Regions from separate parts of the Homo sapiens genome. Here all the other regions are linked to region 1. The links are chromatin contacts, found by Hi-C or POLR2A ChIA-PET in ENCODE. All regions are on one chromosome and are shown on one strand. The core of a region is the stretch at or near the end of the contact, and the rest is flanking DNA. Distances in the headings are between cores, read along the strand shown. Region 1 holds the start of MAP3K7 (mitogen-activated protein kinase kinase kinase 7). Region 2 overlaps BACH2 (BACH transcriptional regulator 2). Region 3 overlaps BACH2 (BACH transcriptional regulator 2). Region 4 overlaps BACH2 (BACH transcriptional regulator 2).

Region 1 (3,291 bases), core at 116-2,615:
GACATAGGAAAATAACATAGGAATATATTTGTGGTGGGTGACAACTTTTGAATTTGCTGTGGTATCTTGAAGTTTAGGTGTTTGTCTAAGTAGAGATGACCAATAGGTCCAGAATTCAGGAAAAATCTTGAGTATTTGGAGATTAGGAGTCATCATTATAAAAATAGTATGAGAAACAGAGACCTTGGGTAAGAGCATGCAAAGAGAGAGTGTACAGTGAAAAGAAATTATCGTTTCTTTCATTTTTTTATCCACTCATCAAACTGTCACTGCGTGTCACTAGAACTACGAATAAAAAGTGACAGAATGTTTCCCAGGAGTTTGTAACTTCTTGATGGTCAAATCCAATGATCTATTTGCAATCCCAAATGTGTTTAACATAATTCCACAGTTAGGCTTTATGTCAAACGGACTATATAAAATTCAACAGTTAGTTTAAAACTAAAACTTGTGCTGGTAGTACAACATGAGCAATACTGACCATCTTGGGGACAGAATGATCTAGTTTGTGAGGACCATAATTGCTTTAAACTCTCAGCGTGTTTTCTCATGTCCTGAAAATGGTGACAAAAATATTCGATTTTCAAGGCGACTGTTGATGATTCATTTACCAATCTAAAGCACTAGTGCCCCGCACTCGTAATCCATAACTTGAGATGAACACACCAAATTATAAATATCTTATTCACCTAATCCGTGGAAAGTTTGTAACACCAAAATATTAACTTCTGTTCTTGATCACTCAGCCTCCATAGTTATTCATGTTGCATGATCTGATTCGCTCTTTTAGAATTTCTCATAGCGTCAGGTACTAGCTCAAAATAACAGGAGCAACTGCTTCTTTCCATATCCCACATTGAGGAAAACACATTTTGCAAGCCGTCTTAAAGAAACAGGTCAACTTAGTTTAGGGATGAAACTTAAAAGTAAGCTTCGTCACAAAAAACACAGTTCAACACCACCTCGCCCGGCTGCAGGCAGCTCAGAGGACAGGAAGTGAGGCCAAGACATATTTCACGCAGCACAGACTAAACCCCAGCTTTTATCTTTCCCGCTGGTCCTTAAGGGACCAACCGTACTGATTTTCCGTCATGTTCCGCGCCACTTCCGTTCGCGCACTTTAATTACGTCAGGCGTCCTCTCTCGCGGTATCATCCGGTTGCTGAGGCCCTGTAATAAAGGTCTCGCGAAATTTGTTCTAGAGGTCCAAGTTTGCTTCTTAGCTTACTCCACCCCACCCCCAACCTGTCCCTCCTTTTCTTTCCAAGTCACAAAATTCTCCCCTCCCCTACCCCGGAGTTTACGGCCCTCCTCCTGTTTCCGATTTCAGCCCGGAACCGGAAGTGTAGTGGGCGGGGCCCGTCGGCGGAAAACGCAGCGGAGCCAGAGCCGGACACGGCTGTGGCCGCTGCCTCTACCCCCGCCACGGATCGCCGGGTAGTAGGACTGCGCGGCTCCAGGCTGAGGGTCGGTCCGGAGGCGGGTGGGCGCGGGTCTCACCCGGATTGTCCGGGTGGCACCGTTCCCGGCCCCACCGGGCGCCGCGAGGGATCATGTCTACAGCCTCTGCCGCCTCCTCCTCCTCCTCGTCTTCGGCCGGTGAGATGATCGAAGCCCCTTCCCAGGTCCTCAACTTTGAAGAGATCGACTACAAGGAGATCGAGGTGGAAGAGGTGAGCGAGGCCCGGCATGGAGACGCCGGTCCCGGCCTGCCCCGCCCCCGCCTCTGCCTGGTGCCGGCTCTGAAGGTGCCTCCCGGGGCCCCTCTAATTCGCGGGACCCTGCGGGGTCCACCCGGGAGACCCCACAGCCCTCAGTAACGTGGGAGTGGGGGTTACTCTCTGAGCTCAACTGCTCGGGAGTAGCTGCCTTTTTTCCTCTCTTGGGTACTCTTGATTTTGGATTTGATATTCCGGTGATAAACAGGAGAATGAACTGGTGAGATAGTGTGGTCCACCAGTTCTCGTATCTGTAAGTAGTAGTTTCAGCGAAGATCGTAGCCGTTCTGGAGTTTCAGTCCGCTGGACGTAATGTTCTTTTTTTTTTTTTTTTTTTTTTGAGACGGAGTCTCGCTCTGTCGCCCAGGCCGGACTGCGGACTGCAGTGGCGCAATCTCGGCTCACTGCAAGCTCCGCTTCCCGGGTTCACGCCATTCTCCTGCCTCAGCCTCCCGAGTAGCTGGGACTACAGGCGCCCGCCACCGCGCCTGGCTAATTTTTTGTATTTTTAGTAGAGACGGGGTTTCACCTTGTTAGCCAGGATGGTCTCGATCTCCTGACCTCATGATCCACCCGCCTCGGCCTCCCAAAGTGCTGGGATTACAGGCGTGAGCCACCGGGCCCGGCCGGACGTAATGTTCTTAATGGCCAAAGATTGTATTATATTCGACTTCTACTTCAGTACCTGGCATGTAGGGGATGCTCAATAAATGCTTGTTAAATTAGTAGATCATCAAGTCTAATAAAGTGTTTCCCTTAGCACCGAATGGTTCTCAATTTCTCCGATACCGCACAGCAATACTCGTAATGTTTAAATGCTCGGCTTTCAGTTGGGCTAATGTAGGTGAATTTCACCATAAGTAACATAGACTGGTCTACGATCAAAAGATGTTTCAAGTAGCATATTCTGAAGAGATAACGAATGATTTCGGTGACAATCAGAATATAATATTAGACTAGAAATCGCTATCAGAAAACCCATATCCTTTCTTTATTCTGCAGTAATTTATTTTAGAACAAGATATTTCAAAGTGACTTTAAAGCGTCGTTTTTCAAATTAACAGGTAAATTGGGTTCTAATGACTATAAAATTTAGAAAAGTAAAAACTGCATATATATTTTTTAAAGACACTTTAGAACTTGTTAAAAACTTTGGTTGAAAATACTATCTCTTACCATTTATTTGCCATTTTTTAAATTTATTAAGCACTTTGCGTTATATAGTCCATGAAAAACCTAGTGAAATATTATAGATTGTCAACGAGTTATGTCTACTTTAAAATTCTAAAATTATTTTTAAGTGTCAGCAAGTTCAAAGTAGTGAGATAACGTTCAACAAATAAATTTTTTTTCCTGTGCATGTTTTGGAAGAGTAATGGATTACTGAATTATATATGTTTTATCACATAAAGTAACTTTAGAGATTATTGAGAATATCCTCATTTTACAAGATAATATGGTGGAAAGAGCAAGGTCTTTGGAGTTAGAGGAAAGTTCAGTGTATCAGATATGCCATTTATTAGCTGTGTGATTTGGGGCAAGTTTCCTAACCCCTTTGAATTTTAGTTTACTC
Region 2 (3,378 bases), core at 1-2,500, 340 kb after region 1:
AAACCCATCACACTGCCTGTATTGAATCAAGAGGCTGCTGGACCTCCATGTACTGACCATACAGGACCTCACATTTGAGCCTAGTAAACTTGACTATATTCATTTTGGTCTATTTTTAACCTTGTGAGAACTTTTGTAATCCTGTTTCTGGCATCCCTGGTGTTGTGTTTTTGTACCAATACAGCTTCTGGATCATTGTCTCAATCATTGATAAAAATGGGCAAATACAGACTTTCTGTCCAGAGTGATAATCATATCCATTACTTTTGCTTTAGATAAGAGTGTTGCTGTTGATCATCTTTGCCTGGGAAGTTGAATGATAAAGCCAGAAGAAAGCATGCTTTCTGATCATTGTAAGTTTTACTTTTAAGGAAAGAGACTAAAAAAATTTAGCAGGAAATTTAAATTTTATTAATATCATCTCATATACTTTAGAAGATCTAAAACTGTTAAAAGAAACAAAATGGTTTACACTGGAGCCTGGTTATAACCTTTCTTTGGTAGCCCATAGCTGTGGGGCCCATAGCTTTGGGGCCCAAAGCTCTCTTTGATTTGAGTCAGAGACCTTCCCATGTGCCCAGGAATTTTGATTATGGCAGGTGATATTATCAAGTCTTCATCAGATTTGGCTGGAGGGAAAAGCTGTCTGTCACCAAGTTGTGTGAATCTTTGTATTGCTAAAAAGGATACCCGGGCAGTCTTAAAACTGGTGCCTTATGTTATTTGAACTTTAAAATATTGTGATGTTCATGTTTGCTCAGGCTGGCTACTCCAGTTTTGTTACAACATAGTGCTGCTCAGACCATGGTTGAAAGTTTGATGCTAAAAAGCACAGTGTATTTGAGCATAGTCAATTCTAAAAAAAATTTTGTTTTCTTTCTTCCTTCCTTCTCCTTTCCTTTCTTCTTTCTGTCTTGAAATCTGTGGATTGAACTTTCCCACCCCTGGAAAAACAACTCAGAAAGTATATCATGTGTCATCACTATCATCTTCCTTTTATCAGTGCAGGTTTATAGAAAGTGTTCTCATATCATCCTGAATCATTTCTACAAACTATAAAACAAAATTAACTTTCCATTACAATCCTAACAATTGTAATAAATGCTCCTATTAGAAGCTTTTACTTCCATCCTGTGAAGTATATCATGCTGAGGGGAAAGTTGCATCTTCATTAGTCACCCATGACTTACTCCAGGTGTTACCCTCTAAGTTAGAAAGAGAGAGGGCAAAATACCCTGGTGACACATACGTTTTTTAAGGGAAAAAATTCTGAAAGCAAAAGGGTTCTCTCTTTTTTTAATATGACTAGCAAAAGAGTGTTGATTAAGATGTGTCAAGCAGGTGCTGGGTATGTGCTAAACTAATGGTTTTCAGAGTACTGAGTGGCTATTTTTAAATGTTTCTATATCATTCTCAGTTAAGCTGCTGGATGAAAAGTACAAAAGGCTAAAAATATTTACAGTTTCAGTAATGTCTGTTTTAAAAGAAACCATCCGCGTCTATGGCCACACCACCCTGAACGTGCCTGATCTTGTCTAAAAGAAACCATCCTGTGTGATTTTTCTTTATTTCCATTTGAAGGAAAAGAATATTATGGCTTACAGAGAAGTGGTTGAAAGCAGTTTGTTCAACACTGAGGTTTTTAGGAAAAAATGGCCATCAAAAGGACAGTAAGTTGGGTTACAAATCATCAGGATTAAAAAAAAAAAGTTGATTATTATTCCTTGTACTATATTATTATTACTATTTTTGTATTATTAACTGTAGTTCCAACTGAAAATAGTATTATCTTTGAAACTTTTTGTATGGAGTTAGGAGACAAGTTGCTGGTATCAGATTACTTGGGCCTATATCTCAGCTCTATCCCTTGGATATGTGATCCTGGATAAATTGTTTAACCTCTTTGTGCCTCAGTGTACCCATCTGTAAAACAGAATAATAATAGTGCCTTCCTGCTAAGGTTGTTGTGATTAAATGAGATGATGCTCTGCCTAACATGGTAAGTACTCAGTAAATGTTTGTTATGCTTATTTTTTTCATTTAAAAAAATTTTTGGTTAAATGAACACATTTATTCTCTTAACCATTTTTGAGTATATAACTCAGTAATATTAGCTATATTTACATTGTAGTGTAACAAATCTTTAGAATTTTTCATCTGGCAAAACTGAAATGTTTATTATGTTTTAAAAGCTCATTTTTCTTCAGAGTCAGTTACACAGCTGTGTGGACGTAACACAGGAATGCAAGCACCATTGGGGCAGGGAGTTTAGACTCTTCTGTTCACTGCTGTATCACAAGTGCCACAATCAGCATCTGGCCCATAACAGGGCTCAATCAATATCTGTCGAATGAATGAATGAATGAATGAATGAACAGTGAGGCTTCATTTGACAAACTACATGTGTGTTTGAAAATTATTTCTTAAATGGTAAATCCATTTTTATGAGTGATTTTAAGTATACATGGAAAGTTGACTCCTTTCGGAGGGTGAAGTGATTTCTAAAACAACTGTTTTGTAATTATTTAGCAGTTCTGGCTTTGGTAGGTCAACTTTTCTTAAACTGGAAAAAAAAATAGTATTCTTAGTGTAGATTGCAAAAGGAAAGAGGATATGTTAGATGATTTGCCCAAAATTTAAACAGGATTCGCTTTTTAAATTCAAGCCTTTTTGCTTTCATTCAGATCTGGTCACCAGACTTACTTTTTCCTTAAGGCATATATGAATCATCTTGTTCTTTCATTCAGAAATCAAAAGTTCAGGCCTAGATCAGTATTTACCAAAACTGGTGGAACACTACCTTTCCACTGAGAGTGCATTACCTTTTTTTGAGTCTTTGAAAAGAATGTCAGCTGAACATGGTCTGGAAGTGGCCAAAACTCTGTGGGTGGGGAGAAAGGAAGAAATAACCTATCTCCCATTTAAAAACCTACCACCTATTAAATAAACGGCAGTCTTGTTCTGTGGAGTATTCATTTGGGTTATCTATTCTGATGAACAAATACAAATTCTTGGTAGGGTTTTCTTGCTTCTGGATAAAATGCTTAGTGTTGCTTTTTGTTGTTCAATCTTAGGTTTTGTTTCATTTTGTTTTTCAGGGTCTCACTCTGTCAACCAGGCTAGAGTGCAGTAGCGCAATCATGGTTCGTGGCAGCCTCAGCAGCTCCCTGGGCTCAGGTGATTCCCCCACGTCAGCCTCTCGAGTAGTTGAGACTATAGGCACGCACCACCACACCCTGCTAATTTTTGTGTTTGTAGTAGAGATGGGAGTCTCACCATGTTGCTCAGGCTGGTCTCGAACTCCTGGACTCGAGTGATTTGCCCACTTTGGCCTCCCAAAGTGCTGGCATTACAGGCATGAGCCACTGCGCCTGGCCT
Region 3 (3,219 bases), core at 128-2,627, 410 kb after region 1:
GGTAATTATAAATAGTTCATTGAGTTGTTGTGGGAACTCACGTCATAACATTTGAAAAGCTTAGTATGGGATCTGCTGTACGGTAGGTGCTCAATAGATGATAGTTTTTTTATGGGTCAGGTGCTGTGCTACCCACTGGAAATACAAAGAAAAAATAAGATACCATCCCTGCCCTCAAGTAGTCTGCAGTGTAGTTGGGAAGACAGACATACATGTGAATAAAATAGTGTGCATTGAATGTAATGAGAGCAGCAAGGTGGTCCATAAAGCGAGCAGACTGCAGTTGTTTGAGGAGGCTTCAGAATGAAGTGTTGCACAGATTTTTGAAGATGAATAATAGTGTTAAGGCAGGCAAAGATTCTTCCTTTCAGAAGGAGAAAAGAGTACATAATGTGCTAATACCTGGACCCATGAAATAATATTTTAATATTAACATATTAAATTAACATATTAACATGGAGTTGGAATCAGTTTACAGTGCTGTGGTCTAAAGTCTCCAGCCAGAGAAGCCAGAAGGACGGCAGAAAGGAGGACAATCTAAGTGGCTTGGAGGCTACTCTGGGTGGATATGGGTCAATCCTGAAAGGTTTTTAAGCTGGGAAGTAATATGGTGATATTTGTGTTCTATAAAGATTACTCTGTGGCTACGTGAAGCATGAACTGGAGGAGGCAGGAGCAGGAGGGCTGGTAAGACATAATGAGGGCATTGCATCTGGTTTGGGCAATTGGACTCTGTCACCAAAACTGATTTGGAAGTGATGATGTTGAGCAGTTCTGACGCTTGTAGAAAAAGTGGAAGGAGGTAAGGGTAGGTGGGGATACACACACATTTTTTGGATGGGCCCCTCTTTTCTGCCCCTACATCCCTCTCCTCCGGTGTGTCGTTTCCCTGATCTACTTCAACCTGCAGATCTATCTAGCAGGCACCTCACTTGGGGATTTGTTCCCATACCAGCAAGAAGCTTATAAATTCCTCTGTTAGGCACCTTAAGCTGGTTGAGGTTGTCCAGGTGCCGTGAGGTGCCTCAGAGCTGCCCCTTCCCAGTGTGCACTTTCCACAGCTATCTCCTGTTTTTCGACCACTGAACTCTCAAACTCTCAGTATTTGCATATTCTTGTTTCCTGTAAATTTGCTCCCTCCTTCACTAATCTCTGCTCGCCCTGAGCTCCAGAATTGTCATTCCTGGAGACCTTGGTTAACATCTGAAACTCCTGCTTTGCTATGTGTTTTAAGAATGTACATGTTGGATATGTGATAAAATCAGTACAGCCACTGAAGGGGAAATGAGAACAGGGCTTGGAAGGAAGAAATTTGTTACATTCACAGGTCCCATAGAGGCGTGTCACCACATGCTACGCAGGGCCACAAGGGAAAACACCCGTGTTAGTCAGGAGGCAGAAGGCAGGAGCCAGGGGAGAGCTTGGGCCAGCCACAGCCTTTATTGGAGTTTCCAAGGGAAAGGCAAGGCAGGGCAGGGTTAACAGTTTAGAATTGCTAGTTGAAGTAGTTTGGTTAGGCTCCAAGCTTTCTGGGTGGTCCCTGCTTGCTTGGTACCTGGCTGTGGTATAGTAAAGGCAGAGAAATATTGCCTCTGAGGGCCAGATAGAGGAGGGGTGTCTCTAGATTGGTGAATTTTCTTGTCAAAGGCATGCTACCAGCCGGGCTCTTTGTTATCTCTGAGAATCGGCTAGCCTTGAAAGAGACAGTCTCTCTCTAGCCAGAAAGGTAGTTTTAAGATGTCAAAACATCTAATATGCAGAAAATACAAAATATGTAAAATACATAATGATACCTTCTATTCTTAGTCAACCTGTTTGCCTGTTTATTGATCTGAGATCTGATTTCCCAACCCCCAGCCACTCACCCCCCACCGCCCCAACACTGAGAATTTTGAAAAATTCTCTTTCAAAAGAAGGGATTAGGTTTTTTCCACCAAAAAGTTGTTTTTAATATGAGAAGTCAAGCCTTTTTGACATTTCTTATTAGTTAATATTCTTTCCTTACCAGTTAATTGTTCATTTGTTGTTTTTCTTCTGTCTTATACAGGCAGTTGTGAAAACAAAATGGTTGTATAATTTACCTTTAAAACCTACCAAGAGAGTTTCTTATGATTTCAGTGTAATAGGAAAACCATTGTATAAATGAGAACTCTCAACTTTCCTAGAATAAGGAATAAGAAAAAATAATAAATATTAATTTCAAAACTTAGATATAGAAAAAGAACTTCCTAAATGCCTGTGTTTTCCAACTTGAAGTAACATTGACTTTAAAATGCATTTCTAACAAAGTTCACTCAGGTTCATTTACTTCTTTAGATTATGAAGTATATCATACATGTGGAAGGGAATATATAACATGTAGATACACTTTAAAGGATTAAATAAAGAAAACATCCACATTTCTGCTACTCATCTGAAGAACATTATCATTGCTACTGAAACCCTTATGTACCTCTCTCCTATTGTTTTCTCCTCTCCCCAACTACTTTCCTGGATTTTGAGTTACTTACTGTCTTGTTTGTTTGCTTTTTTTTTTTTAGTTTTACTACATATGTACCACATATAATTTTACCATATATATATCCCAAAGCAATATACTATCTCATTTTAGCTTTTATGTAATAGAATCATACTGATTATTTTGTGACTTGCTCCCCACAAAACACAATGTTCTGAGTTTTATCCAGGTTGACCTGTGTAACTTTAGTTCATTCATTTTCATTGCTATAGAATATTTTATTGTGTTTATTTTACTGTAGTTTATTTAGCCATGCCACTGTCAAAGGGTCCTACATTTTATCATGTATATGGAAACCTTATTGGCTTCCTTATTAATAAAAGTAATTTGTAGATTCTTTATATCATTTACAAGTAATGATAGTTTTTTTTCCCTTTCCAACCCATAAAATGTTAATTCTTTTTTCTTGTCTTACTGAACTGGCAAGAATCTCCAATGTTAAATTAAAATAGTGATAGATAAAACTTTAACTTTTCATTTATATTATAAAGTATGGTATTTGTTATAGGGTTGCTTTGTGATATCCTTTATCCAGTTCAGGAAGTTTCTTTCTATTCTTTGTTTTAATCATGAATGATGAATGTTGTATTTTATTGAATGCTTTTTCTATATTCTTTGAGATAATCATATATTTTCTTCTTTCATCTAGTGAATAACACTGATTGATATTGAAGCAACCTTGAATTATGGAATAACCCAAA
Region 4 (3,177 bases), core at 624-3,123, 370 kb after region 1:
AAAAGTGCAGATGTAAATAAGCATAAGTTTTGCAGGTTGTCAATTTGTTACAAGCGGCTGCATGTTCTTATTCTTCTGAAGTGTCATCTCTTTCAATGTGGGCTGTTTAGGCGGAAAAAAAAAAACTCAGAAAAATACACACTTGGGATCAAACCCTTAGTGCAGAAAAAAGAATCAAAACCTGTAGTTAAGTTGGTTATTTGCAGTGGTGGTATGTCATCCTGTGTGAGACTGACGTCAGGCAGATTGAATGCAGAGGCAAACTTCGGGAGCGTGTGTGTGTGTGTGTGTGTGTGTGTGTGTATGTGTTTTAAAGCCCCACTCCCAGAATATGAAGTGAGTATGAAGGGCACCACAGCAACCCCTGGATCTCTCAAGAATGTACCTGTTTTTAACATGCTGGATCAAGTGTCAGCACTCAGTAGATGAGGAAGGGGTAGAGCCCGACTTGTACAGATTCCGCGGATGGTAAATGGCCCTCTGGCGTGTTTACAATACAGCTGTGCATTCTTAATGGCTCTGCCGCTGCCATGTCAGGTAAAGTTTTCTTTGTACGTGATGAATGGCAGAGAATTCTTTAGCAGAAGGAACCAAAGGAGCTGGGAGGAGGAAAGGGGAAGAGAAGAGCGGAAAAGAGAGAGAAAAAGAAACACACAGCTCCAGAGGGACATAGCCTGTGCTTTGCAGTTGCTTGTGTGGATAGAAACCAGATGGTAAGCTGGAACACCCGCTTGGCTATCTGAGGAGCCAAACATATGGTTAATGGTCGGGAGAAATAGCTTTCAGAGCCAGGGCTTTGCTGACTGCCTCATATTACAGATTGTTACAGTGTGTCATTACATTGCCAACCTAAGTGCTTAATACCCACTGCAGGCGCTGGGCATACACTTACAAGAAAGACTTTTAGCTCTTTGCTGGCTCTAAACAGAGAAGTGACATCATAGGGAGGCTGAAAATGTCTGGTGTTGGAGGTGGGGAGAAGGATAATTTTGTAGTGGAAACAACAATTTTTTTTCTTTTTTTTACAAGCCTTCACTCCACTGAAGTCTACTGTTTTCTGAGAACCTTTTAATACTAGACTGGTTCTCTCACTCTCTCAATCTCTCTTGCGTGCACTCTCACTCTCTGTGTCACACACACACACACACACACACACACACACACACACGGAAAGGAAACCGAAATTCACAGCCCAGGCCATGTCCCCCAACTCCAGTGGATTTGACAGGCCTCGTTCACCTGGAAGCCACATCACTGACTCAGAGGCCCTGCATTTGAAGTTTCTGTTTGGGGAGCTTTGGGCAACAGCAGGCCTGTGTTATCTAAGGAACTGCTGAGCCCATTCATCTGCTTTTCACGGCCCGTTTCCTTTTATTTTTAGCCAAATCCGTCAGGCCTGACAGGCGGGTAATTCGAGCCAGAGAAAGGGCAGAGCTCCAGGTCCTTTCCACAAAGCAATTCTTCTCCTCCCTCCTGGGAGGGCTCCAGACTTGGCCTGCTTCAGGCAGATGGATTTGTTGAGTCATGTGAGATCATTTACACAAAAACACAGTGAGGCAGTGGAAATTAAAAAAAAAAAAAAGAAAGAAAAGAAAAAGAGGAGGGTGGGGGAAGAGGAAAGAGGGGAAGCCAGGGGAATGTGCGCTGCCCTGCTGCTGAGGAGCATAGGAATTTTGCAGTGAGGCAGCTAGACTGAGGAATGCCTAGAGTCATTTGTGTATAAGGTAATGTCTAGTTTACAGAGTGGGGCGGGCCAGGCGAGGACGGCGCCTCCAGCAGCTTGCCTCTGTTTAAAAGAAGAAGGTGTTGGGAAACTTTAAAAAAATTTTTAGAGCAACACCCACCAAACAAAGACCACACTGTTGACAGCGTTGGGTTCCAGTAGCGGTAAACTACCAAGGGGCTGGTTTACAGAAAATGAGTTTGCTCTGTGATGTCATACAAGTTTGCTTTGTCCTGACGCCAACATGACACTGAGGCAGCAGAGGAGGGAGAACAGGAAAATTGGAACCGTACTCTTAGTTAATGGTTTCCAGAGATTATTTAGCAGGACTTGAACAGAGGGAGGAAAATATTGTGAAGGATTGCTGCGAGGTGTACCATAATTGCGGTAGGTAAAACAAAGTCATTACTATGGTTTTCTTGCTCAAGAAGGATTGAGCAATGACTTCAAAATGCCAAGTAAGGTATTATTTTTCCCTACCACAGTATTTATTTTCCTTTAGCTTCTGGGGCATTAAAAAAAAAGACCAACTCTCACATCATGGCAAACAGTATTAATGTTAGTGAATCAATTTTGTTTACTGTTTATACCACAAGCCTTTAAAACATTCCATTAAAAAATTGTCTCCCGCTCATTCATGAAATTCTTTTTTTCCTTCAAATTTGCTTACATGCATTAGCTTTGTTTGGATAGGGACTTTTTCCCTTTTTGGCTGGAGTAAAAGAATGCATAAAAGAATAGTGAGTAGATTATCTAAATGTACATTCTTACAACAAATGTAATGAAAATATGCCGCGTGGATGAGAGGGAATATTTGAAAACAGAAAGAAAAACAGAAATGGGGAGCATTTCAAAATAGTCACCCTGATTATCTTTGTTATGATGCATTTCTTCAATTCTGCATTTATTTAGAACCCTATTGTGCAGCTATTTCTTTTAGCCACCCTAGATAGAATGTAGGTCAACATCAACATTGTTCCTCATATTTTGTTGGTATTTTAAAAGTTGAAACATTTTGCAGTTTTTTCCAGAGCTAGATATTCTTAGGTTATTTAGACGGTTTTAGTGACCATAGAACTTCACGTATAAACTCCTTCTGTTAATAGCTACCACTGAATTTTGATAGTAGACACTCAGATCACACCTTGACCTGGAGTAAACAAGGCACTGATGATATTGATGATAACATAGTCCAACACTGAAGCTGTTCCACTTCTTCCAGGCAACTCTGATGGTCTTACTCTGTGTAAGTTACAGCTTTTACTTCGCTCAAGGAGAGAACTGGTAAATTTTTATGGTTGTTAATTGTTTACATTTTGGGGACCCCAAGTTGCATGGTGCCACATTATTATAATGTGATTATGAGTTGGCATGATTTTAAGTCTACCCATATCCTTGAATGTTCCCTCCCCGTCAGGATTTCCCAATCTCAGCACTATTGACATTTTGGACCA

The links. A loop is a pair of places that touch in the nucleus more often than their neighbours do. ChIA-PET counts read pairs that join two places held with the same protein, here RNA polymerase II (POLR2A). Pooled maps may share reads with other maps.
Region 2: a pooled map shows a loop between it and region 1 (5-fold over the local background). The contact joins the enhancer-like site here to the promoter of MAP3K7 in region 1. A Hi-C loop is called at or near these places in 4 of 50 pooled maps. POLR2A ChIA-PET finds 5 or more read pairs at or near these places in 2 of 52 experiments (RWPE1 and activated T-cell).
Region 3: a loop to region 1 is called in a pooled map, with 3 times the contacts of the local background. The contact joins the enhancer-like site here to the promoter of MAP3K7 in region 1. A Hi-C loop is called at or near these places in 6 of 50 pooled maps. POLR2A ChIA-PET finds 5 or more read pairs at or near these places in 4 of 52 experiments (PC-3, activated CD4-positive, alpha-beta T cell and activated naive CD4-positive, alpha-beta T cell).
Region 4: a loop to region 1 is called in a map of endothelial cell of umbilical vein, with 12 times the contacts of the local background. The contact joins the enhancer-like site here to the promoter of MAP3K7 in region 1. A Hi-C loop is called at or near these places in 1 of 168 maps with a recorded cell type or tissue (endothelial cell of umbilical vein) and 9 of 50 pooled maps. POLR2A ChIA-PET finds 5 or more read pairs at or near these places in 2 of 52 experiments (A673 and activated B cell).

What each region holds. Positions count from the first base shown.
Region 1 is chr6:90,585,146-90,588,436 of GRCh38, reverse strand. MAP3K7 (mitogen-activated protein kinase kinase kinase 7) reads left to right here and starts at 1,365. Exons shown (of 17, transcript NM_145331.3): 1 at 1,365-1,673. The coding sequence starts at 1,554. It overlaps LOC124901363 (a long non-coding RNA gene), which reads right to left and starts at 1,643. Exons shown (of 2, transcript XR_007059680.1): 1 at 482-1,643. RefSeq lists silencers at 1,233-1,429, 1,426-1,545.
Region 2 is chr6:90,249,488-90,252,865 of GRCh38, reverse strand. BACH2 (BACH transcriptional regulator 2) reads left to right here. Exons shown (of 9, transcript NM_021813.4): 3 at 276-353. Among named protein-coding and RNA genes, the nearest start is that of BACH2, 46 kb to the left of the region's middle. RefSeq lists an enhancer at 1,182-1,271. Within about 2 kb of position 1,250, at least 3 of the 41 ENCODE cell types and tissues checked have a DNase peak (open chromatin) inside an H3K27ac peak, as active enhancers do.
Region 3 is chr6:90,174,234-90,177,452 of GRCh38, reverse strand. The region is part of intron 4 of BACH2 (BACH transcriptional regulator 2); the gene reads left to right. Among named protein-coding and RNA genes, the nearest start is that of BACH2, 120 kb to the left of the region's middle. Within about 2 kb of position 1,377, at least 9 of the 41 ENCODE cell types and tissues checked have a DNase peak (open chromatin) inside an H3K27ac peak, as active enhancers do.
Region 4 is chr6:90,216,912-90,220,088 of GRCh38, reverse strand. All of the region lies in intron 3 of BACH2 (BACH transcriptional regulator 2), which reads left to right. Among named protein-coding and RNA genes, the nearest start is that of BACH2, 78 kb to the left of the region's middle. RefSeq lists an enhancer at 1,722-2,380. Within about 2 kb of position 1,873, at least 38 of the 41 ENCODE cell types and tissues checked have a DNase peak (open chromatin) inside an H3K27ac peak, as active enhancers do; they include A673 and endothelial cell of umbilical vein, where a contact is called at or near this core.